Regions from separate parts of the Homo sapiens genome. Here regions 2 and 3 are each linked to region 1. A link is a loop called in an ENCODE intact Hi-C map of the cell type or tissue named here. Cell type or tissue: PC-9. All regions are shown on one strand.

Evidence for each region. A loop is a pair of places that touch in the nucleus more often than their neighbours do. Peaks named below come from ENCODE experiments on the same cell type or tissue, not always from the same donor. Only the 100,000 strongest peaks of a DNase experiment are listed, where the experiment ranks them.
Region 2: a loop joins it to region 1, with 6 times the contacts of the local background. A loop is called at or near these places in 2 of 110 quality-filtered maps.
Region 3: a loop joins it to region 1, with 4 times the contacts of the local background. A loop is called at or near these places in 3 of 110 quality-filtered maps.

The regions. Positions count from the first base shown.
Region 1 is chr5:56,346,716-56,354,715 of GRCh38, reverse strand. LOC105378977 (a long non-coding RNA gene) reads right to left here. Exons shown (of 3, transcript XR_948342.3): 3 at 3,654-4,113. Among named protein-coding and RNA genes, the nearest start is that of ANKRD55, 120 kb to the right of the region's middle. RefSeq lists an enhancer at 3,301-4,500. In PC-9, no CTCF peak of the experiment used is centred here; DNase peaks (open chromatin) are centred at 3,945 and 7,355; H3K27ac peaks cover 4,236 bases.
Region 2 is chr5:56,531,205-56,539,204 of GRCh38, reverse strand. It overlaps C5orf67 (chromosome 5 putative open reading frame 67), which reads left to right. Exons shown (of 6, transcript NR_161255.1): 3 at 3,977-4,075; 4 at 6,050-6,123. Among named protein-coding and RNA genes, the nearest start is that of LINC01948, 53 kb to the right of the region's middle. RefSeq lists an enhancer at 4,452-5,004. In PC-9, no CTCF peak of the experiment used is centred here; DNase peaks (open chromatin) are centred at 3,654 and 4,914; H3K27ac peaks cover 2,228 bases.
Region 3 is chr5:56,426,183-56,434,182 of GRCh38, reverse strand. No RefSeq gene overlaps it. Among named protein-coding and RNA genes, the nearest start is that of LINC01948, 52 kb to the left of the region's middle. In PC-9, no CTCF peak of the experiment used is centred here; a DNase peak (open chromatin) is centred at 4,742.

The sequences.
Region 1 (8,000 bases):
TTTGGGATGTTTTCTACAATTTCATTTTAGTGGGACTCATGTGTGACTGAGTATGTTCCCAGTGAAACTATATTTTATTCCTTTCCCCACCACACCTACCACATCTCACACACACACATAAACACACACTTAGCCATTCATGAAACAAGAAGCAAATGAAGCAAAATCCACTCATGCTACAGTCCATAAGCACAGCTAGATAGAATGTAAGATGTGGCTTCTTTTCCTATAACTAATCTGACAAGATAACTCATTTCTGTTGCACACCTTTAAAAATTTAACATTTAGCCCTATCTGATTTCGGACCTAGCCTTAACTTGTCATGTAAACCGTGCCTTTGAGTCACAGTTACTCCTGGGCACAAATTCTCAGCCTTCTAGAAGGCTTCCTCCTTCCTTTCCTGTTCCCACCACTCTCCCTCCCCATCTGTTTTTCCCCCTAAAGTGGTGAATGGAAAAGAGGGAGAGGAGAAGGTGGTTGTAGCTTAAGGTTTCCATGACCTCCTGGAGGTGCAGGGGGAGTCCTCTAGCTGCTGGAATCTCTGGCACAGGGATCCTTGCCCACCTGGGGAACTGTGGTGCTGGTGAACTGGTGATCTAGTCTCTCCCTCAGGCTGGCCAGGGCCTGGTGGAGATCCAGAGATGCATGAGTACTACTCTACTCTAGATAGGGTGAAACCTATTACTTACCCTTCCGCCATGAAGCCGTAGCCTTACTGTCCTGAGAAGCATGAGGCTTCTCTACTCTATGGGGAGAACCAATAGGGTCTTCAGTCTTGGTCTTTGGCTTCTTTTTTTTTTCTTTTTTTTTGAGATGGAGTCTCGCTTTGTCACCCAGGCTGGAGTGCAGTGGCGCGATCTCAGCTCACTGCAAGCTCCCAGGTTCACACCATTCTCCTGCCTCAGCCTCCTGAGTAGCTGGGACTACAGGCGCCTGCCACCACGCCCAGCTAATTTTTTTTTTTTGTATCTTTAGTAGAGACGGGGTTTCACCGTGTTAGCCAGGATGGATCACGATCTCCTGACCTCGTGATCCACCCGCCTCGGCCTCCCAAAGTGCTGGGATTACAGGCGTGAGCCACTGCGCCCGGCCGGCCTTTGGTTTCTTGAAGGAGAGATTTAAATTTGTTCTTGAAAATCCTCTCTCAGAACAATAGCCTAATAAATAGGCCCTATATTGAACACAAGAAGCTGAATGTTACCAGGGCTTTTACAATTGACAAATTCTAATTTTTTTTGTCCAACCCCTCCCATCTCCCCACTCCCCCAGCTCCACTCACATACAGACATATATACATACACCGCTTGAGCCTGCCTAAGTCCAAAGGCAGAAGGTAACAAAGTCTGAAAGCAAGAAAATAGCACGTTCATATTTTCCAGTTTTAAATTACACATGAAAGAAAAGTTAACAAGCCTTCTTCAATTAACCAAACCAGCCCCAGTGATATTTCTGAGATGATATGAAAACTTGGTCTACATAGTCATCCAAAATACCTATGTGTTTTCTCTAACATGAAAGCGACATAGGAAATTATGCAAACCACTTGGAAAGAATGTGTTCCTTCTGCAGAATAGTCCCTTTCCTTTCCAGATCTAGCTTTTACTTTTAGGCCCTGTTTACGTTTTAAAATGCCCTCAGTATTAGCAGCACAATAGCCACCAAGACTTATTTTTAGAAAGAACACCACCACCCTGTATTCCAAGACTCTGCTTTACCAAGGGAGCCTTATCTGTTACATTTCATCTGTTCATGTTCTACAATAAACACCTGATTCACAGCCCTTTGGCAATTACTGTTCTAAAGATGACCACATGGAAAATTTGAATTATTAATAAATGATTCTCTGAGATACATAGGCCCCAGCATAAAAAACAATCCAGCCTCAGCCAATTTCTATACACTGAACTCTGTACCCCCGAGATTCAAATATTTAAACCCTACATTCTAATGTGACTGTATTCAGAGATAGGGCTTTTAGAAAGTGATTAAGACGGACTGAAGTTGTAAGAGTAGGTCCTAATCTGATAGGACTGGTGGCCTTATAAGAAGAGGAAGAGAGAGAGAGAAAGGTCTCTACATACATGTATTGAGGAAAGGCCACGTGAGGACATAATGAGAAGGTGGTTGTCTGCAAGCCATGAAGAGAGCCCTCAACAGAAACCAAATTGGCCAGCACCCTGATCTGAGGCTTTTCAGCCTCCAGTGCTGTGAGAAAGTGAGTTTCTGTTGCTTAAGCTACCTAGTCTGTGGTATTTCGTTATGGTAGCCTGAACAGTCTAATACACCAACCAAGATGAATAGCAACACTACTAGGTAAGACAGCTTTGCTCAACGCCACTTTCAAAGGCAGTTTGAACATCTGAGTTACGTTGTGTGTGTGTGCATGCATGCATGTTTGCGTGATGCATGTGTAGAGAAGATATTATATTTTACTCTGAAGTATGCCCCTATATTTGTGAACGAGTTCACAGAAAATAAGCTTTCAATGGTTTCCACATGTTTATTTTAGTTGATTAAAAGTATAGAGCAGTTTCTTGAACAAAGCGGAGGGATATGTCCTAGCCTAGTATCAGATGTTGCTCACAGCTGTCTTACAAATAATCTCTATGAATTTTGAAAACTTTGTGTTAAAAAATAAAGAATACTGTGAATTACTTGTGCATTGATAGCAGACGTTGATAGCAGAGAGAATCACTTACTTATTTAAAAAAGTCGATGGCAGCCGGGTACTGTGGCTTACACCTGTAATCCCAGAACTTTGGCAGACCGAGGCGGGCAGATCACAAGACCAGGAGTTCGAGACCAGCATGGTGAAACCCCGTCCCTACTAAAAATACAAAAAATTAGCTGGGCATGGTGGCATGTTCTTGCAGTCCCAGCTACTCTGGAGGCTGAGGCAGGAGAATTGCTTGAACCTGGCAGGCAGAGGTTGCAGTGAGCCGAGATCACGCTACTGCACTCCAGTCTGGGCGACAGAGTGAGACTCCATCTCAAAAAAAAAAAAAAAAAAAAAAGGAGATAGCAATTGGGACAATTAGAAAGGGAATTCCCCCTTCCTTGTCTTTAGTTTGAAAAAGAAAAAGTAAGCATATATACTGTTGTACATTTACAGGGAACTAATCTCTTTAGCTGCTTTACCTTGAGTAAGCCTCATAACAATCTGAGGAGGAAGATATTTTGCTCCTTTCTAATTGCGTGACCTTGAGCAAGTTCCTTCAGCCCTCAGTGACTCGGCTTCCACACCTATAAAATGCGGACAATAGTACTACCCATATTTTGGTTTGTTGGAAAGATAAAATGAGATAATATATGTAAAATCCATAGATCAATGTCTGGTACAAAGTAGAAGCTCAATGATAGACATGTTGGCATTATCATTGCTGCTATTTTTTTATAATTGTTATTTTATAGATCTGAAAGCTAAGTCTCAGAGCACTCAAGGATCTTGCTGAAGGTTGCACAGCTAATAAGTGACAGATCCATAATTCCACTCCAGATCCATCTGATACCAAAGTTGATGCTTTTAAATCACCCATCCCTTTATCCTGTCTCCCAGCCATCTATACACAGGCACCATGTGATTACAAACACAGCACTGTAAATACTCCTCACTTACTCAAACGAAGAGTCCTTTCTTATTAATGAAGAGCTAGCCCATTTACCCTTTCTGTCTGTGGGTGAGCAGCTTAGATCACTCCCTCGGGGGAGCAATGACTGAGCCATCCTAACCCTCCTTTGTCTCACTTAACAGCCTTCCTTCTCCTCACTGTACCTTCTCAATGTTGATAAATCAAAGAAATGTCAACAAAATGAAAAGACTAAATAAACATTTTCTGTAAGGGTCATATGAGAGGGGAATTTTCTTTTTCATCAAATATTTGATAACATCTTGGACTTTTTGATGTTCCTTTCTCATACTTGGGACTGAATGAAAGTGTATGAGTCATAGACATGACCAAGGGAGGAAAAGCAAATGAGTCACTTGCCCGTTTGGACCTTCCGGCCTGGATGCTCCCTGGGATCAGCATCCCCAGAGGGCTGGTCTGGCCCATCCCACCTGCTGCAGCTGCCGGCTGAATGGGAAAGGGATTTCCTCAGGAGACACTGGGACTCCTGGAAAACAAGTGAGTCAGGAAAAGTGAAAAACATCAGAGCCTCAAGGAGTTGCCCTGTAACTCTTCCAAAAACCATTTTCTGCTATCAGTTTAGAGGTTTCTCATCCACATTTCGTCACTTCCCACTCCTGGATGTACTCCTGCTATAAGCTAATCACTCCTTAAATGCAGACACACACTTCAAAGAGTTGCCATCCATCGTCCTCTCCTCCCCATTAATGCAAGCTACAAGTGCTTGGACTCATGCATCCTTCGACAGATAAATCTCTGTTTCCTTTACTCTTTTTATTGCTCTATTGGAATCTGTCCAGCCTGTATCCTTCTGGTACCAAAGTGCCCCTGGTTGAAGCCCATACTGCTGGACTTAGTCTCTGGGAGTTGAAGGGAGAAGAATTGCAGTGTCCCTCAGCCCACTGTGCTACAGACCTTTTGAAACTTCCTCTCAGTCAGCTGGTCAGTGAATCACATTTAAAACCCAAGCTCACTGTCCACTTCTTTTCAATGGGTCTCTCTCTCAGAGTGTCATTTTTCTATGTTCACCCTGTTTTTCTCAGTGAGGACTTTGGTGCCTGGAAGCCATGAGTTTGAATTCCTACATCCTCTATTATTTTGCTTATAGACCTTGCCAAGTTTGTCGATCCATCTGAGACTCAGTTTCCCCATCTTGGCAAGGAGATAATTCCCATTTCTGGGTGTTGAGTGAGGATTTGGGGCTGGGTAAGACAGCCAAGAGCATTCAGGTGCTCTTCATTCGGCCTCTCTCAACCCGCATGATCCAATGACTTATTTTTCCCCAGGGGCAATCCCCTTACCCCTCACCACCAAAAGTGATTTTGTGACAATTTTCCACTCATTTTTTGTCACAGGAGGTCTCTCTATATTTTTTCCTCCATCTTCGCCAGGATTATAATTCTGCTGATAGCCAATTCTGAATCATCAGCAAATTATGTCAGCAGTTTATTCCCCTCATCCAAATACACAATAAAAATGTAAAACAAAAGTTCTTCTGTAGCTTGTTTCACAAATGTGCTTAAAACTTCTCTCCACAGAATTTATGTCACTTGTATGTATAGTTATGCACTGCATAATGACATTTTGGTCACTGACAGACCGTGACCCCATATAATATGACGGTGACCCCACAGATATGACGGTGACCCCATAAGATAATAACACTGTATTTTTACCTTTTCTATGTTTATATATGTTCAGATACACAAATGCCATTTGGGTACTGTTATGTTTCAATGACCAACAGTTTTCAGTACAGTAAAATGCTGTGCAGGTTTGTAGTCTAGGAGCAATACACAATACCATATAGCTTTGATATTGATGTATAGTAGGCTATACCATCTAGGTTTGTATAAGTACACTGTATGAGGTTCACACAACGACAAAATCGCCTAATGATGCATTTCTTAGAGCGTATCCCCATAGTTAAGCAAGGCATGACTACAAATCCAAACATGTAAACTGAAAAGTGCCAGAAAGGCTGCCATCATGAGCATCAGTAATTTTACCAGAAACATTAAAATACCCTCAGGTGATTTTTATTATTTTTTTTATTTATTTATTTATTTATTTATTTTTGAGATGGAGTCTCGCTCTGTCACCCAGGCTGGAGTGCAGTGGCACGATCTCGGCTCACTACAACCTCCACCTCCCGGGTTCGCGCCATTCTCCTGCCTCAGCCTCCCGAGTAGCTGGGACTACAGGCGCCCACCACCACCCCCAGCTAATTTTTTGTATTTTTAGTAGAGGTGGGGTTTCACCGTGTTAGCCAGGATGGTCTCAGATCTCCTGACCTCGTGATCCACCCGCCTCGACCTCCCAAAGTGCTGGGATTACAGGCATGAACCACTGTGCCCAGCCCTGATTTTTAAAATTAACACTTCAAGCTCTGTTCATTTTTTAAAAAAAGCAAACAAAAAAGATAAAGCTGTCAATATAATGTACTTTCATTTTATAAGTGTTAATTGCCCTTAGGTGTGTTCACATTAATTTTCTTTGCCTTTCTAGGGTGTTAAGAGATATTTTCTTTGCAAATAGTTTGTTAACTGTAAGTTTGATCCTCTATTTCCTTCTTTTTAGAATAGTGTACAAACTTCTAACACCAAATTCTTAGACATTTATAGACAGTATTCTCCAACAAAACAAAACAATTAAATCTGTCATTTAAATTCAGCCAACCATTCCTCCCTCCACCTTCAATATAACTTGATTTTCCAAATTTCAGTTGTGGAACAGTTTCAAATCCAACTAAAAGAACTACAAGGGAATTATATTGGGATGTATTTTTTATTTAAGTTGATTATTTTAATAGCCATGCCAAATCCACCTGACACTGTTCCCCAAATAGCCAGTGGTCAACAACAAAGTAGTAGAGTACGTCTCCATTAACTGTTCTGCTGTCAACCTAAGGATCATCCTGTTTGCTTAAGATCTTTGTCCATAAAAAGGATCTTAAAATTACAAGCCCAGCAAACATTATTAATCCTAGGAAAAAAAAAGAAAAATTTTCACATTCAACAGTATTTCTGATAGATTACCATTTTAGTTCAGAATATAAATTATGACTAAGCATACAATTAGGCTAAAAGTAAAACATCTCAATTCATTCATAATTGGACATTAGCCATTACTTCTACAGAAAAAGAGAGTTTCAGGGTTGGCAAGTGGTTTTCACTATGATCTAAAACATAATCTAACAAATACACACTGAATCAATCCATAGCAGTCAATTGTTGGTATTGACATATTAATGACAAGATCTAGACTATAAAAAAGAATAACGCCTGTAATCCCAGCACTTTGGGAGGCCAAGGGGGGCGGATCACGAGGTCAGGAGATAGAGACCATCCTGGCTAACACGGAGAAACCCTGTCTCTATTAAAAATACCAAAAATCAGCCTGGCGTGGTGGCGGGCGCCTGTAGTCCCAGCTACTCAGGAGGCTGAGGCAGGAGAATCACTTGAATCTGGGAGGCGGAGGTTGCAATGAGCCGAGATCGTGCCACTGCACTCCAGCCTGTTAGACAGAGCAAGACTCTGTCTCAAAAAAAAAAAAAAAAAAGAATAAATCATCATGCAGACCAGAGAATGCAAGTGTAAGCATCTCCAAAGGCCAGGCAAATGAGTGACTGAAACAGGCTTCAGGGTGTAAGGGCCAGGTGAAAGCTTCCCTTCTACCCTCTGAAGGTTTGCTGAAAATGAACTGACAATAAACAGATTAGTAAGAGAAAAGGCATGCTGCTTATTTAACATGCATAGCACATGGAAACCGCAGAATGATTGCTCAATAACCCAGTGAGGTCTAGATGCTTATATGCCCTTCTTCCTAAGGGAAGCAGAGATGGGGTGTAACAATTTTAAGGAGTAGTAAATGATTTTTTGAAGGGCAGTATGGGAGACAGAAATTAACTTGTAAATTATTCTCTTCATAATTTGAATGAGCCAGAGGCGCAGACATTATCTTGTGAAAAAGTCTTTCCAAGTGTGATTGCATTTCTCAATCTTATTTTCTGGATTTTAGGGAGGGGATGGAAGGCAACTGTGTTTCCTTTGGCAAGTCTGGTCTTAAAGTAGATAAGGGAATATCAGAGTAAAGCCTCATCCTGTGCTTTGGGAGAGACATAAGGCTGAGAGACAGGGCAGGGTTGAGGGGGAGGAAGAGGATCATAGAGACCTTGAGGCTATGACTTTTGAAATCACCTTTGCAAAGATTATGACAGTGAGAGAAGTCCAGCATGGTTGGCCCAATCTAGCCTCCCAGGCTGGCTGTCTTCACTCATTCCTGGGCATAGGCCAAGCTAACCATGGGAGAAATTTAGTTGATGGTTTAACTTTGAAGCAAGGATGATAATACTCCCTCTCTTAAACTGCGTCC
Region 2 (8,000 bases), 180 kb before region 1:
TATACTGACTCCTTCATTTCACAGATGAGGACACTGAAGCCTAGAGAGGCTATGGTGTGTCCAGGAGATCAGTTGGTTAGTGGTAGACTTGCTCCTGCACACCAGGCCTTCTGGCTCCCAGTCCATTGCTCTTTCCACATCGTCTCGCCAGGAAGGCTGCCTTCATCCTTTCTCATCATCAAATGGCTCTGAATTTCACATTAATTACTCCTTTTTTATGGTCCCTGAAAGATGAGCATTATTTATTATTCCTGTATTTTCTGTCTAATTCAAACCAGTATGAATACTTATCTCTGAGTGGAGGTGCTGTGAGGAATCACCACTGGCGTCATTGGGAGAGTCCATTGTTTTTCTGCCAGGAGGGGTAGTCACAGGATGCTGCATGCTCCTGTGCTCCTCCACAGGGTTCTTTTCCTACCCTGAAGACTTTCCTCCTATAGAGGAAGGGCTCAACACACAGCTCAGAAATGGCAGAGACCGAGCTGGAGATGTGGTTCGCAGGGCAAGGAATGTAAGCGGTCATTGTGTTCCGTGATATTTCCCTGAAGTCCAGCCTGCACCATACATATGGGCAGCGGAAGCACCCACAAGCAGTCACTGACATACCCCCACCAATGTAAACTCCCAAGTGTCACTCACTCAATGGCTCCATTGCTTAAAATGTACCATTAACTCTGCTCCCTGAAGAAACAGGGGATGACCTAGGCAGGCAGCTTGAGAACATGAGTCTTCCCCAAACCCTAGATTCTCATATTCACTCTTGGTGTTGCTCTGTTAAAACACACAGTCCAAAAATAGTCACGAGGTGGACAATCCACAGTAATTATTGTTCTATGAAAATTGGGCAAAGGCAATGTCTATACCAAGAACAGCATCTTTGAAAGTTTTTGGATTATAACCCAAAGTAAGAACTATATAGTACATTAAATTCAGTATGCTATACACATGTATACATATAAATACACAAACATAAATACAAATAAGTATAAATAAAATAATACATATAAGTATTTATGTTTGCATATTTATATGTATACATGAGTACAGCATACTGAATTTAATTTACTATAAATTTATAGTAAATTAAATTCTACTATATTTTAATTTCATATGAAAAAAACAAAAGCTAAAAAAATACCCTTACTATTGGTATTTTCTATTCCAGCCTATTTCTTTTAATGCTGTTTGAGACCTGTTAATGGTTGTAGCCTGGTCAGAAAAAGGACTCCTGGATCCTCCTGGAAGCTTCGTGATTTGTTACTGCTAATTCACGTTTACCCACAATGAGCATCCATACATGGGTTCTGAAGATTAAAGTCATCCTTGAGAAGGGAGAGTGGAATGCCAAAACTTTTCTTGGATTCCAGAGCTCTGGTTCATGTCTGCAACATGGATGCAATGATATAACCTTATTTTATGTATCATCCATTCACCTGTTGATCAAAGACTGTATTCAAGATGGCAGGCACGGTGAAGTCAATGATAACTCTAGTTTATTGAGAAACTACTCGGCATCATACATTATCTTAATTAATCCTCTTTACAATCCCAGAAAGGTGGGTATTCTTATTACTTCAGTTGTACAAATGAGACTATTAAGGCTCAAAAAGTTTGTGACCTGGCCAAGATAGTATGGGGGTTAGAGCCCATTGGTCAGAGAGCAGAGCCCATGTTCTCCTCTAAGATCTGGTCATTAGAAATAAGCAAACAAGCAATAAAACATGCATACATAACACTTTACTACTGGCCTGAGCCTAAAACTTTATATTCTGGTGCCCCTGCAAATGTTTTAGGAAGACCCGTCCATTGAAAACTCTGGAAGAAATGCCTCTTTTCCTGCCCTCCAACTTCTGGCATTCCAAGAATGACCTGGGCAAAGTTAATCAACTACATATAGAAGGGCCATGAGGGTGGGTGGGGCACAGAGAAGAGATGGTTTCTGGCCCCCTCCTCCCCTTCTCATCTCCCACTGGCCTCAGCTGCTGTCTCCTGACGTCTGAGTCAGAGTGGAGTTGGAGGGAGAAACAGAAAAATTGCAGGAAAAGGGATGAAGGGTGCAGGGCACATACGGGCTGAAAGCAGCCAAGTAGGCTAGGGTTCCCCAGAAGTAGCTCTCACCCTCTGGTCCCGCCAAGCTGAACTCTATAGTGGTATATCATATATCATATATCATATATCTATAGATTGTGTCCAGTTTTTTATCAGCATCCAATTTGTGTTGCTTATCATTTTGCAGACCTCGCTGTTGTTTTGTCTTTTCACAGTGTTCCTTATCCTTTATCTTCAAGTACCCTAAGGTGCAAAGCACAGAAGGAGGGGTGGTTTAGAAAGACTGGGCTCGGCCGGGCGCAGTGGCTCACGCCTGTAATCCCAGCACTTTGGGAGGCCGAGGTAGGCGAATCACCTGAGGACCGGAGTTCAAGACCAGCCTAACCAACATGGAGAAATCCCGTCTCTACTAAAAATACAAAATTAGCCGGGTGTGGTGGCGCATGCCTGTAATCCCATCTACTCTGGAGGCTGAGGCAGGAGAATGGCTTGAACCTGGGAGGCAGAGGTTGCTGTGAGCCGAGATCACGCCATCGCACTCCAGCCTAGGCAACAAGAGCGAAACTCCATCTCAAAAAAAAAAAAAAAGAAAAGAAAGAAAGACTGGGCTCTAGTCTTGGGACTATTATTTAAAAGTTGTTTGTCTTCCTTTTTCTGAGACTGTCTCGCCATCTCTAAAGTAAGGATAATATTAACCATCCTGCTTGCCACACAGGGAGTAATTTTGCAAAATATATTAGGCTTTGAAGGAAGAAGTCGTTCTAACAGTCCCTAGCTAGAACTTGAGTGACTTAAAGGTATTGGTTTAGTTACTTTAATGCTTTTTTGTTGTGGGCTTTTAAAAAAATCTATAAGGGGGTTAGGTTGCTTAGATAACATTTCTGTTTTCAAAGACAGTCTAAGCATTGTGGAAAGCAAGACTCTGACATATGTGGACACATTAAGCCACTGCACACGTGTCTTATCAGCAAGCAGTACCAGAAAAAAACAATGGCTGGTTCTGCTGAAATTGTGAGCATTCTCTTGTGTCAGCCATGCTTGTGTGGCTAGAACATAGGGAGGAAGAAGGCAATGGCATGGGTCGAGACGGGAAACGTGGCCAGGAGGCTCATCTTGCAGGGCCTTGTGAAGACCATGGGAGGAAACTGGACATATTTCAAATGCAATGGGACACAAAATACATACTTAAAGCAAATAGGTGCTCTTTTTTCTGGCCATCGTAGTGAAGCAGTTTAGAGGAAATGGGGGCTTCCTTCATATGAGAAAGGAGGTTGAGAAAGCTAATGTATCAGCCCCTAGGCCGCTGACCTCTCACTCTCCTGCCTCCACCCCCACAGAAAAGAGTGCACAGGAGCAAGGAGTGGCCTGGGTGCATGTGCCCAGCGCCTCTGTGTGGGGTCTTCTCCTTCTACCATCTCAGGACCCCTGGGTCTCTGCAGACCTGCTTTCCACCCAAGGGGAAGAGAAAAGGGCTGAGCAGAGGTGAAGGAGGTAACTGAAATGCATTTTCAACAACTATTTATGTTTCTCAAGGTGAATGAGAAATCCCCTGTGGGAGGCTGAAAAAATGCCTTCCAAAGGTATCCATTCTCTAATCCCCAGAACCTGTAACTATGTTACCTTATATGGCAAAAGGGCCTTTGGATACATGACTAAGGAATGCAGACAGCCTGTAGATAGAAAGGGAAGAAAATGGATTCTCCTCTAGAACCTCCAGAAGGAATGAGCCCTGCTGGCACCTTGACTTTAGCCCACTGAAATTTATTTCGAACTTCCAGCCTCCAAAATTCTAAAAGAATAAATCTGTGTTTTTTAAAGCCACTAAATTTGTGGCAATTTCTTACAGCAGCAATAGGAAAGAAATATATTTCCCTTCCTAGACTTTTCTTCAAACTTAATAGCTGAACCTTAAACTCATTTATTCTAGGAGGGCTCCAGTCTTCAAAGAACCAGAGCATGGGTACCAAAGCCTCCCAGAGCTAGTTCTGGTCCCAGCTCAGCCACTTGTCTGTTTGGGTGACTATAGGTAAGTCATGCTCCCCATTCTTCTCATCGGTAAAGTAGGAAAGATAATAATACCTACCTTGCAGGGTGACCATGAGGCTCAGAGACAATGCGGTGAGGCATGAAATGGCCCCTGACACATAACTAGCCCTCATGCATGGTATTGGAAAACTCCAGGTTCAGGCAGGCAGGGTGAACAGTTTCTATTGCCAGGGGCTGGGGCATCTCGGTCTTGACTTAAGAGAGGCCAGCATTCTCCAGAGATGGAGGGTGGGGGCGCAGGCAGAAGGTCCTGTGTTCAGTCTGTGAGCAGAGTGAGCTACCCTCACTGTACAGGGTCATGCTGACCCAAACTCCCCTCTGGGAATATGGCCATACCCTCATTGTCCTTGTCCAGCCAGCATGGACACACCAAGCCTTTCTGCACTGCAGCAGCCCATGTGCCATAAGAAGAGAGAGAAGGAAGGGAAGACCACGTGCAGGACTCTGCATCTCCACACCACCCTGGCAGAGACACTGGCTACAGCAGGGCTCCAGTTGTCTGGGCTTCTGCCTTCGTGGTGCCCTCTTTTCAGAGAACATGGGATTATTTGTGGGAGAGAGTAGGGCACACTATGCCCCTTGCTTTTGGCCCTGAATCTGAACTATTTCTGTGGCAGCTGAACATGTCCAGGAGGAAACTTCCTGGTGAAAGGACTGTTAGCCTTGAGACCACATTTTGTGAAACAAAACAAAGCAAATGTTCTCTGAATGTCACCTGAAGACCTGACTTAAGCTTCATTTCCAAGAACATATTGCCTGTCAGAAAAACAAGTGCCATATAAGGAATTCCATTAATGAGCCGAGGCAGGCAGGCGCCTGGACACACCTTTTCTGCTGAGTGACTCATCTGCAGGAGGGAGCTCGATTAGAAACAAGGGCAGCTTGCACTGTACTACCTAGCCTAGGGCTTTGGGAAGGGGAATACGCCTATTCTATGAGACCTTCCTCATCACTCTAGAGACAATCTTGCTAATCCCTTCATGGCCAGTGCAAACTGGCCAGTGCAATGGAAAACCCTAATGCTACAATCTAGAATCTTGGATTTGGGGATGACCTTGAAGTCCTTAGACTTATATATAATGTTACATATGAAGAAATTGTGCCCCAGCAGGTGACTTATCCAAAGTTACCAGCTGCATGGTGACAGGTCAAGGTCTAGCTCTGAGCTCTGCTAAATCCTGGCTTGTGCTCTTGCCCTGCAGCATGCTAAGCTATCATTTGAACCCTTTGGGCATCAACACTAAAATGTAGTGGTACTTAGTTGATCAGTTTAGCCAACTAGCAGAGAGTAGGCTCAAGGAGTTGAATATATTTTTTGAGGCTGGGGAAGGGCTTGGGAGCGGGGCTATAAGTGCAGGGGGTGAAAGACAAGGTGTGACTTTAGCATAGTGAGAGTCTGCAAAGTACCAGGTCAAAGCAAATTTCTCCCCTTTCTCCAACTGTTGCACCAAGCTTGTAGCTAAACTTCTGTTGTCATTATTCTCTGGCCATTTTATATTCTAATTATTCGTCAACCAGTCATATTCTAGCACTTCGAAGGGAATAGGTGTGGATTCCAGACTTTCCAAAATTTTCAGAAAAAAGAACCTTGGTTACCATCCAATCCAACTGACAAATGAGTAAACTGAGACTTCAAAGATGCTAAGTGATTTGTCTATGGCAGTGCTTACCCAGTAGAGCTTTCAGCAATGTTGGAAATGTTCTATGTCTGTGCTGTCCAGTGTGGAAGCCAGTAGCCTTATGTGGCCATTGAGCACTGAAAATGTGGCTAGTGCTACTAAGGAACTGGTTTCTAATTGTATCTAATTTTATTTGATTTCGATTTAAATAGCCACGTGTGGCTAGTGGCTACCATATTGGATGGCATAGGTCTAAGGTCACAGAACTGAGATGCAACACAAGGCCTTCTCTGATTTTAAAGCATTTTTTTCTTTCCCCCCCACCCCCCATGCAGAACTCCAGATCCAGGTGGGCTCTTTCCATGGAGCCTGAGACTTATGATGCCAGGTGCCTGGACAAAGCTTCCAGGTAAGCAATAGTGGTTGCCGGTGTTCTGTGAGCTGTCCCAGAAGGCCAGGTAAGAAGGCACTTCATCCTAATATTTGGAAGTATGAGCTTCCCCGTGGTGAGAGGGGAATAGAGAAGCCCATGCATTTATTCTTTCTTTAATGAAACATTGAGTGTCTACTATGGGTCGGGTGTGTTCTAGCCACTGGGCACTACAATGGTTACTTGACATGTTTACTGCTTTGGTTCCCTAAAGATGAATGGTAAAAAGTGCCACATGAGCTCAGAGATGAGAGAGCCATTTGTCACTGGTTAAGAAGTCCCCAACTTCCTTTGGCAAATACTCTATGTCGTGCCGCAGAAACAGATGCCTGTGACAAGCTCACTGGGATCAGTACTGACAGAGCCTGTGCTCACTCAGCCCCTGCATCCAGCCTTTCAGACAACAGCTTGATTTCCTCTAGGTCCAGACTGGTTTCCTTCCATGAGGGACTGCAGTTAAATCACGGCTGGGAGGATGATCACAAGGGTTGTTTCAGTTTAATTTAGAGGTCCAAGCTCCATAGAGAGTAAGCCACAACATTATTCTGACATCTGTGTAACATAAACTTGCTCCATCCTTTCATGGGTGTCAGTGAGTTCTCCGTAGAGTGCCTTGAGGACAATTATTTACAGCCCTTGTTAAAGACTTTTAACTACCTCTGTGTGTGTGCGTGTGTATGTGTCTGCACACACACACACACATGTGGGCATGGGGGTATTCATGCATTGAAGCAGTAACAATTGTTATGACATAGTTTTTTTTTAAAAATCCTCATAGAACTTGAATATGGTCTAAAAAAGACATAGGTATAGATATAACTGAAATTCAGAGAAAAGTGACATAAAAGATAGGCATGGCATTCAGTCATTCTTGTTGGACAGAATCAAAGGAAAATGTATAAAAAAGGGAGCCTTGGGAGTGGTTCTTGATATACTGTCAGACAAAGATGGAGGAGGGCATTGCAGATGAAGAAAATGGCAGAAGCAAAGAATCAGAGGTAGGAAGGCTCAGAGGGGAATGACAAATATTGGATTAGAACATGGAGACTACAGATGGGGCAATAATAGAAGGCCAACCAGAAAGGTAACTTGGGGCCTGATTATCAGGCTAAGGAATTTGGACTTTACTTTGTTGCCAGTAGGGAGCCACTAAAGGTGTTTGAGCACTGGAAGAATACAGTGTCAACTAATACAGTGACAGAAAGATGGAGCATGGTGGGGAGAAGCTGAGGTCAGGAAATCAGTTAAGCGGCTATTTGCATAATCCAGGAAAGAGGGGCTATGCTTCTGAAGAAGACCCATGGCAGAGGATAATGTGTAGCTACTATGTAGCTTTTTACCTGATTGAATAAAGGAAGAGGATTGGAGTAAAAAATGGTGCCGAGATGTCAAGCCTAAATGACTAAAGAAAGATACCATCAAGAGAAATACGGAAATCCGGAGGAAAAGCTGGCTTAGGGGAAAATGACCTTCCTGATGGAAATGTCTGGCAAGCACAATAAAATAGAAGATGGGCATTGAAGGCTGGATATTGGGCCCTAGGGTGTAGGTGGGTAGAGACGTAGCTCTCAGCCCTCAAGAGGAGGCTGCTGAGTTCACAGGAGTTCATGAACAAACCAAACAAGAAGAGGTGGGGTCAAGGTAAACCTTAAGAAATGGTGGAGGAGGCCAATGAAGGAAAGAAGAAGCGGGAGAAGAGCAGAAGAGCAAAACAGCGCAGAGCCAAGGGAGAACTTATACAGGGGGCCAGTCAATTCAGTCTATGTATTCAGCTCCTGTCGCTGGAGATTCATTGATGAACAAGACAAATCTGGTCCTTCTCTTTGAGAAGCTTGCTGTCCAGTGGAAAAAAACAG
Region 3 (8,000 bases), 79 kb before region 1:
CTCATGAGATCTGGCCGTTTAAAAATGTGTAGCACCTCCCCGCACTTGCTCTTCCTCCCACACCAGCCATGTGAAGTGCTTTGCTCCCCCTTCACCTTCTGCCATGATTGAAAGCTTCCTGAGGCCTCCCCAGAGGCCAAGTAAATGCCAGCATCATGCTTTCTGTACAGCCTGTGGAAGTATGAACCAACGAAGCCTTTTTTCTTTATAAATTACCGAGTCTCAGGTATTCTTTATAGCAGTGTGAGAACAGACTAACACACATTCCCTAACCACCAATGTAGGGATGGAGAGTGTCCTGGGTCTGGGAGAAGTCTTGCAGGGACAGGGCAAGTTCCCATCCTCCCTCTCAGTTCCTTTATCACCACTACTATCTCTGCCTCCCAAGCCACTTCCAACCTATTTAAGAAGGTCCATTGACTTTAAACCTCACATAGCAAGAGACCTAGAAAATCACTAGGCCATAAAAAGTCCTGGGCAGGAAGAAAACCAAGCGCCCATAGACCCAGCATACTTGGTTGGTAAAGTTACATCTCTGTAATGCAGTTTAACTGCAAAATACTTTTTGTGGCTGGAGAGTAGGGAGGCAGCATTGGTTTTTTTAAGAGCCATTTCCTCTTCTTGCCTGGTGCCCCCTAAGCATAATTAAGGCATTTAAGCTTTAGCTTTAGCTCACCTACAGGCAGGGTAGACCTCTTAATGTATTACAGGAAAATGCACAGACTTCACAAGCATTTCCACTGGGGAGGCTGGAGTCTGGGATCTCTTAGCAAGGCATATTAGCATTGGGGTGAAGCAGAGTTTCTTGCTGAAAGTTCTGGTGTTCATCAAGCTTTTCTGAGTACTTACTTATAAAATACTTCGAGGATTTTCTGCATTTTTAGCTTTTTAAAAATGCACTAATGGCCTTGGGCAGTGTTGTTTATGTACCTTTAAAAGGCAGATCTATGAAAGATACGACTTCTCTAATTAGAGCCAGAGACCAGGCTGGGTAGGAATGGCTGCAGAATTCCCTGTACAGGGTGAGGGATCAGTCCTTTACTCCTTCTGGGATACCCCACCCCTCTCTCCCTCTGCTGTCTCACAGAGGAGAGAGAGAAAGCCTAAGGTTATTGATCTATTGGCCTGGTGAAGAGGTACAATGGTATGTGGGAATGAAATCACTGATAAACGCTATTAGACAGTCATCTAAATAAAATGCCCCAAACCTAACAATCTTAAAATTTACTTGGTTCACAAGTAAGCTGACCAGTTGCCAGTTGGGGAGACTCACATAACTTATGAATAATTGAATTAGAAACATTTTTTTGCAAGCAAAAAACTTTTTTCCATGCCACGTTAGTTCCCACTGCTGCCCAACATTAGCTCTGGGCCTCTATTGTGCTGCCTCTTGGTCATCCTCCACTGTACTGTGCTTGTTCCTATCTCAACTTTCCCTCAAGGCTGAGATGAGCATCTCATCCTCTCCCTCTTTTGCCTATGGCCCAGCCAAGCCCTGCCTCATCACAAATGTTATTTCACTGGTCATCTCCTCCACTGGAGGCTCTAAGCTAGTTCTGTCCACATTTATGGTCTCAACTCACTACAGCTGCTGGATGCTGTTGTTTTGTTCATCCAGTGTCTTTCTATCTTCTCCTGATGATGTCACCTCTTGCTTCTTTAAGAAGAACTGTGCATCACCCATTCCTTGGGGTTTCCCTGATGTACATTCCAAGAATTCAATTTATAACACTTAGGACACTTTTTCAGTGGTTTCCCCAGTGGAATAAAAGTGGCTCAAGAGGGGACACTGTGCCTATAGGGCTCACCACTGTGCCTTCCATATTCATCTTGCTGCCTGGCACATAGTAGGAACTCAAGAAATGCTTAAAGGAGAAAACGAATGAAAGAGGTCAGAGATTCCTCACTGGCCAAAGACGGAAAATTCACTATTCTGATAGAGATAACAGTAAGTCCTCACTTAACATTGACATTATTGATATGTTCTTGGAAACTGATTTTAAGCAAAATGATGTAAAACAAAACCAGTCTTACTGTAGGCTAATTGATATAAACAACAGCTAAGTTCCTATGGCCTATTTCTGGTCACAAAAACATCTCCAACTTCTAAATAAAGATGAAAACAGGCTGGGCATGGTGGCTCATGCCTGTAATCCCAGCACTTTGGGAGGCCGAGGCAGGAGGATCTCTTGAGGCCAAGAGTTTGAGACCAGCCTGGGCAAAATAGTGAGAACTCATCTGCAGAAAATAAAAATTAAAAAATTAGCCTGGGTGTTGGTGCATATATGTTGTCTCAGCTACTCAGGAGGCTGAGGTGGGAGGATCCCTTGAGCCCAGAAGGTCAAGGCTGCAGTGAGCTATGATTGCACCACTGCATTCCAGCCTAGGTGACAAAGCAAAACCCTGTCTCTTAACAACAAAAAGATCAAAACACTTCTTTTTTTTTTTTCTTTTTTTTTTTGAGACGGATTCTCTCTCTGTCACCCAGGCTGGAGTGCAGTGGCTGGATCTCGGCTCACTGCAAGCTCCACATCCCGGATTCACGCCATTCTCCTGCCTCAGCCTCTCGAGTAGTGGGACTACAGGCACCCGCCACCATGCCTGGCTAATTTTTTGTATTTTTAGTAGAGACGGGGTTTCACCATGGTAGCCAGGATGGTCTCGATCTCCTGACCTCATGATCCGCCCGCCTCGGCCTCCCAAAGTGCTGGGATTACAGGCGTGAGCCACCACGCCTGGCCGATCAAAACACTTCTAAATATTAAACATCGAAACAAATGTGATCTATACATGCATTTAAGAAAGGTTAATAAAAACAAGTGAGATACTTACCTGCTTCTTTCAGTTCAGAGTTAAGGAGTTGCCAGAATCTGTCCCAGCAGCTCAGGGTGCAAGGTGGGAACCGGCCTCGGACAGGACACCATCCCATTGCGGGGCACACTCACACACACCCACACTCACTCAGACTGGGACCCCATAGACATGCCAATACACCTCACGGGCACATCTTTGGTACTAGGAGGAAACCAGGGGACCTGGAGAAAACCCATGCAGGTATGAGGAGAGAGTGCAGGCTCCACAAAGACAGTGGTCCTGGCCAGAAAGCAATTGTTTTTTCATCAACCTTATAATGAAATGACATTGAACAAAGATGTTATTTGAGGACCTGTGGTAATTCAGGCAAAACTTTGCATAGACAGAGCAATGCTGTTCTCATCCTCATATATTGAAATGTTTCTTCTCTGTATTTCAGTTTGGTTGCAATGATTAGTTCAAACTTTAGAGCTGAAACCCTTTGTAGACGAGAATGCCCAGGAGATAGTCCAGGAACAGACAATGGCCTGAGCTTCATTGGGAAACAAAAGGAGATGCCAGGAAATTAGGGCTACAGGCAAGAAAGGAAGGGTCAGGACAGAGGAAGTGTGGGTGGGGGGACATTCTTGCAGTGCTCTGAAGGCAGAGTCTTCAGAGGTTTAGGGGTGTTCATCTAAACCTCAAGCTGTAGTGAAACCACTCTCCAGCATCCCTCTCAGTTGGCTAATTTTTGTTTACATATTTTGCATAATTATGCTTTTCCAATGTAGTGACTGGAATTCAAAGGGCTTCTCTCCTTCCATTGTTTCCCTGGAGGGCTATTCGGAAGAGTTATGAATAGCAGGATGGGGTCTCTCTCTCCTGATTCTACCCTACTTGCTTTCCACACTAGAGAGGCCAATTGGATCTTTATGTGAAAGCCTCTACACCCTCTGGGTGTGTCTCCATTTTCCATAAACCTTTTTAAAAAGAAAAACCAGGCCAAGGATGGAATGGTCAGAAAAATCACAAATCACTTGCCCTTTTATGGTTTATTTCAGCTGGCTCAGAGCAGGCCCTGAGCTAAAATGTGGATCACCTTAGTGTCCCCAACCTCCTTTTTGGTGCCCACTTCTCCTTCCACTTCCACCCACCTTTCTTCAGGTCCCCAGAACCTTCACAAGAGCGCTAATTCTCCTTTTAAATGATAGAAGAAATATGTGTTGCTCCTCAGGGGTAGTTGCAATTTAGCAAGGGACAAATTCTTAAGCCAAAGCCATGAGTTTCCAGGTGTGGAATGTAGGCAATAGGAGAGGGTCAGAGCCCTTCCTAGAGCTCCTGAGCTTGTACATGCCTGTCAGTCAGCTATGCTTCTTATAGGATGAGAAGCATATATGCCTTCTTATAGGATGCTTCTATGTGTGATTTTATTATTTCTGAGAGAGGTGACTTCTTACCCAGGCACCCTTACCAATCCGTGGACACTAAATCCACCACTTTGGAGCACAGCAGTCTTATTTCTTCAAGGAAATATCCCCTGGAAGTTTCATGCCTTTCTTTTAAACTTTACTAGATAGGTGTTTTTGAGAGCAGAGACTACTTCTTTTATACATTTAGCTCCCCAATGTCTAGCACGGAGCCTGGCACATAGTAGGTGCTCAGTAAATGTTCAGTGAATTAGATTGAAGTGACTCTAACCACACCAGTATAACCAGCCCTTGCTATTCTGTTTAGATACATGCTGTATCTGCTGGAAATGTGCATAATAGAGGAGTTTGTTTTCTCTACACCCAGCAAAAAATCTAGAGGTAAGGTCTATTCAGAGGCCTGCTAAGGACATCAAGCAGCCAGGTTTTTTTCCATTGTTCCACTGCTCAGTCCTCAGTGAGTCAGAGTTGTCTTGTCTCCCACAACGTGGCTGCCACAGCTCCCGATACCATCTCTTCAGCAACTGCATTCCAGGTAGAAGGCAAGGGTCAGAGTGCCCCTTCCTAGTTTCTCTCCATCCATCATTGGGACAAAATCTTCCCCAGACGCCTCAGTATACTTCCCCTTACATTTAACTGGCTCAAAGTGAATCACACAGTCCCTCTGCACCAATCACGGTGCAGGGGAATGGGGTCACACTGAGCAACTCCCACAGTCTGAGTCCGTCCTGCCCCAGGGGAGCAGTTGCATTTCCCTAACACCATTTGGCTCAGTGCCCAAGCAGAGTGGACAGAAGGGGTGTGCTTGTCTGGTAAACAACCAAGAGTGTCAGCCCAGATTCAATCTCGATCATACCGCCGGTCCACTCAGGCTTTTTATCAACAAATATTAATCCAGGCTCTACTTTCAGAGGAAAAGAGCCAGTTAATAAAGAAGGAGACTTTAAGAGACTCAGACTGTATTATTATTAATCAATGCCTTTTCAGAATTTACAGGGCGAGTTGAACTACCTCACTGCAGTGTAATTTTCTTTTAAAGAAAATTGTCTTGAATTGTTTTTATGATGTTAAAGATCTTACCCAAACTTGCTTCTCGATTTAAAGGGGAAACAATACAAACTTTACTCTGAGCTATACTTAATCCATGTACATGTTGGAGTACCTGACATTTTGACTGATATCAGATATTTAAGATTTGAGCTAGTAGACTTTACAATGCAACTTTTTATTCCATTCTAGATTCAATAGGTGGATATAGATGCAGGAACCCAAACTGATGCCAAATTTCAATTTTCCCAGTATGCTTTAAAACAACGAAGCAATCTATTTTAGAGATAAATAGGCTATTTGAAAAAGCAGTAATTTGTTGCTGTAAGTGGGAGTATAGATGAAACATGATTGGCCATTGATCAATTTTGATGGGTACATGAAGATAGTAGTACTTAGGGATTTGTTATATTATTCTATTTTTCATAATAAAAAAATGTAAAAAGGAAGGATTTTTTTAAAACAGTGATAATTATAAAAATTAAAATTGAATTTTATTTTATGCAAAACTTCCATGCTGGTGAATAAACTCCTTCAATGTGTAAAATGAAAGATTTAGAGTTCTGAAGGATCACTGGAAGGTAAAAACAAATTATCCAGATGTGCAGAGATTTTCCCACAATTTCCATTTCTTTTATAGCTCTAGGAACATAAATGTTAGAAAGACAGTTGAACTACAGTAATTTGGGAATCTACTAATCAATTCAAATGTGATCATTTGGAACACTGGGTTATACAAAGTATTATCATATGGCAGAAGAATAGGGGAAATCCACTGCCTTTTTGATTTGCTTGGGTAGGGGGAGAAGTGCAGGAATTCAAGATTTAATGTCTGGCTTAGAATTTGACCCAAGACCTGTGAGGCCATTGAGGAAAATCTATTTTTTGCTAGTTCCATGTGTTGCTAAAAGTGTAGAAGGAAATAATATGGTTCTGTGCAAGCATGTAACAAAGGAACCTGACCTAGGTGCAGGCCATCAGAAAGGCTTCCAAGAAGAAGGGGTAACTGAGATGACAGCTAAAGGAAGTATAGGAATTAAGTACATAATAGATGGAGGGAAGGGGAAGGAGAGTGTTGCAGGCAACATGTGCAAAAGTCCTGGGGTGGGAGAAGGCAGAGGGCTTCTCTAGGAACTACCAAAGGCCCGGGTGGCTGCAGGGCCTGGACCGAGGACAGACAAGTAGGAGATGAGCTTTCAGAGGAGAGCAGAGATTCAACCATGTAGGGCCTTGGAGGCCATGTCGAGTGAAGCAGAGGACCAGAGTGATGGGAGAATGGTCTCTTTTCTGGAAGTGGGTTCAGCAGACCTAGACCAAGAAGACAGAAAATCAGTAAGAGGCTCCCCTTGATGGTGTTTGGCCAGTGGATTCTCAGGGTAGTTCTAGGCCTGAATCCTGATTTTGAGTTGTTTCCTGGATGCTGGGAAACAGTTCCCCTCCGGCACACCCCAGCCTTCAGTAAGGCTGTGCTGTTGGCCACTACAGCTGAGATCACTTTGAGCTGCAAGGCAGGCCAAGTAATGAAACATTTGGGGTGACCAAAGAGCCAGGGAGGAGCTGGAGCAAGGAGTATGAGATGTCAACTAGAATATCTTCCGGATGGAGTACAGATGTAACTGGGAGATACCTGAATGTGCAGTCAGTGCCAAGTGGAGGCCTAGGTAGGTTTATTTGGTTATTGGGAAAAGGAGTGGCACCAGAAAATTGGAGGACTAGAGGACAGTTGGGTGAGAGCAGTTTAGTTTCTTTGATTCTGTGCTAACTTTTTTGGATATTTGCTGGAAAATGCAATTTATAGAGGCTATTTGCTCTTGGCTATGGAATGCATTTGCTGTTTCTTCTCTTTTATACGTAAGATACATCTGTGAGACCCTCTACAGGAGATGAATTCCTGGTGTAAAAGAGTCATGTGAATATTGTGGAGTAATTATTCTGAGCCAGGGGAGCAGGCTAATTAGCCTTCTGGGAATGTCCCAGTTATAGCACTAACAGCTGGCTTGGTGTGCATATTAGCTGTAAAATGTCTCCAGAGGGAGCTGGTGACTGATGCCCCCAGAGGAAAAAAGCATGCGGAATCAGAAAATGCTGGCGTTGGATGAAACCTTGGAACCATGAGGACAACCTCCCCACTGGCAGCTGAGGACAATAAAGCCAAGAGAGATTTGTGTTTGAGTGAAGGTCGCAGCCAGTCAGTGGCTGAAGAGGGACAAGAGCCCTAGTTCTTTGAGTCTTTGTCTCCAGTCTTTTTATCAGGTAACTGCACAGCATCTCATCAATCCCCTCACCACCTAGACCTCCTTCGTCCAACAACCTCTTCAAACCTGCAGCTTTCGGGGTCTTCATTTCCTCTCCTAAAGAACGTAACAAGAACACTAAAAGTTGAACAACCTTGTGAAGCACAGAAAGAGAGGAACTACAAATGGAAAAAAAAAATCAAAGTGAGTTGAGGTTGCTATAAACTAACTTGGGCTCTGAATGAAATAAATTGCAATTTTAATTTTTTCCTTGGCTCATTTTCTCCACTTATTTTAGTGTTATTATCTTTTGCTTGGTTAACTGCATTTTTGTAAGACATCTCAAACTTTTATGAAGCAAAGTTGAGTGGACAAATATGAAATACAAAACTACATCTGTGGACATGGAGCAAGAAGAAATATAGAAGAGGAATATAGTTCCCGTCTGCCTGGAAGCTGGGTATAGGCACCATTGACATCACTCTTGGGGTCAAAGATC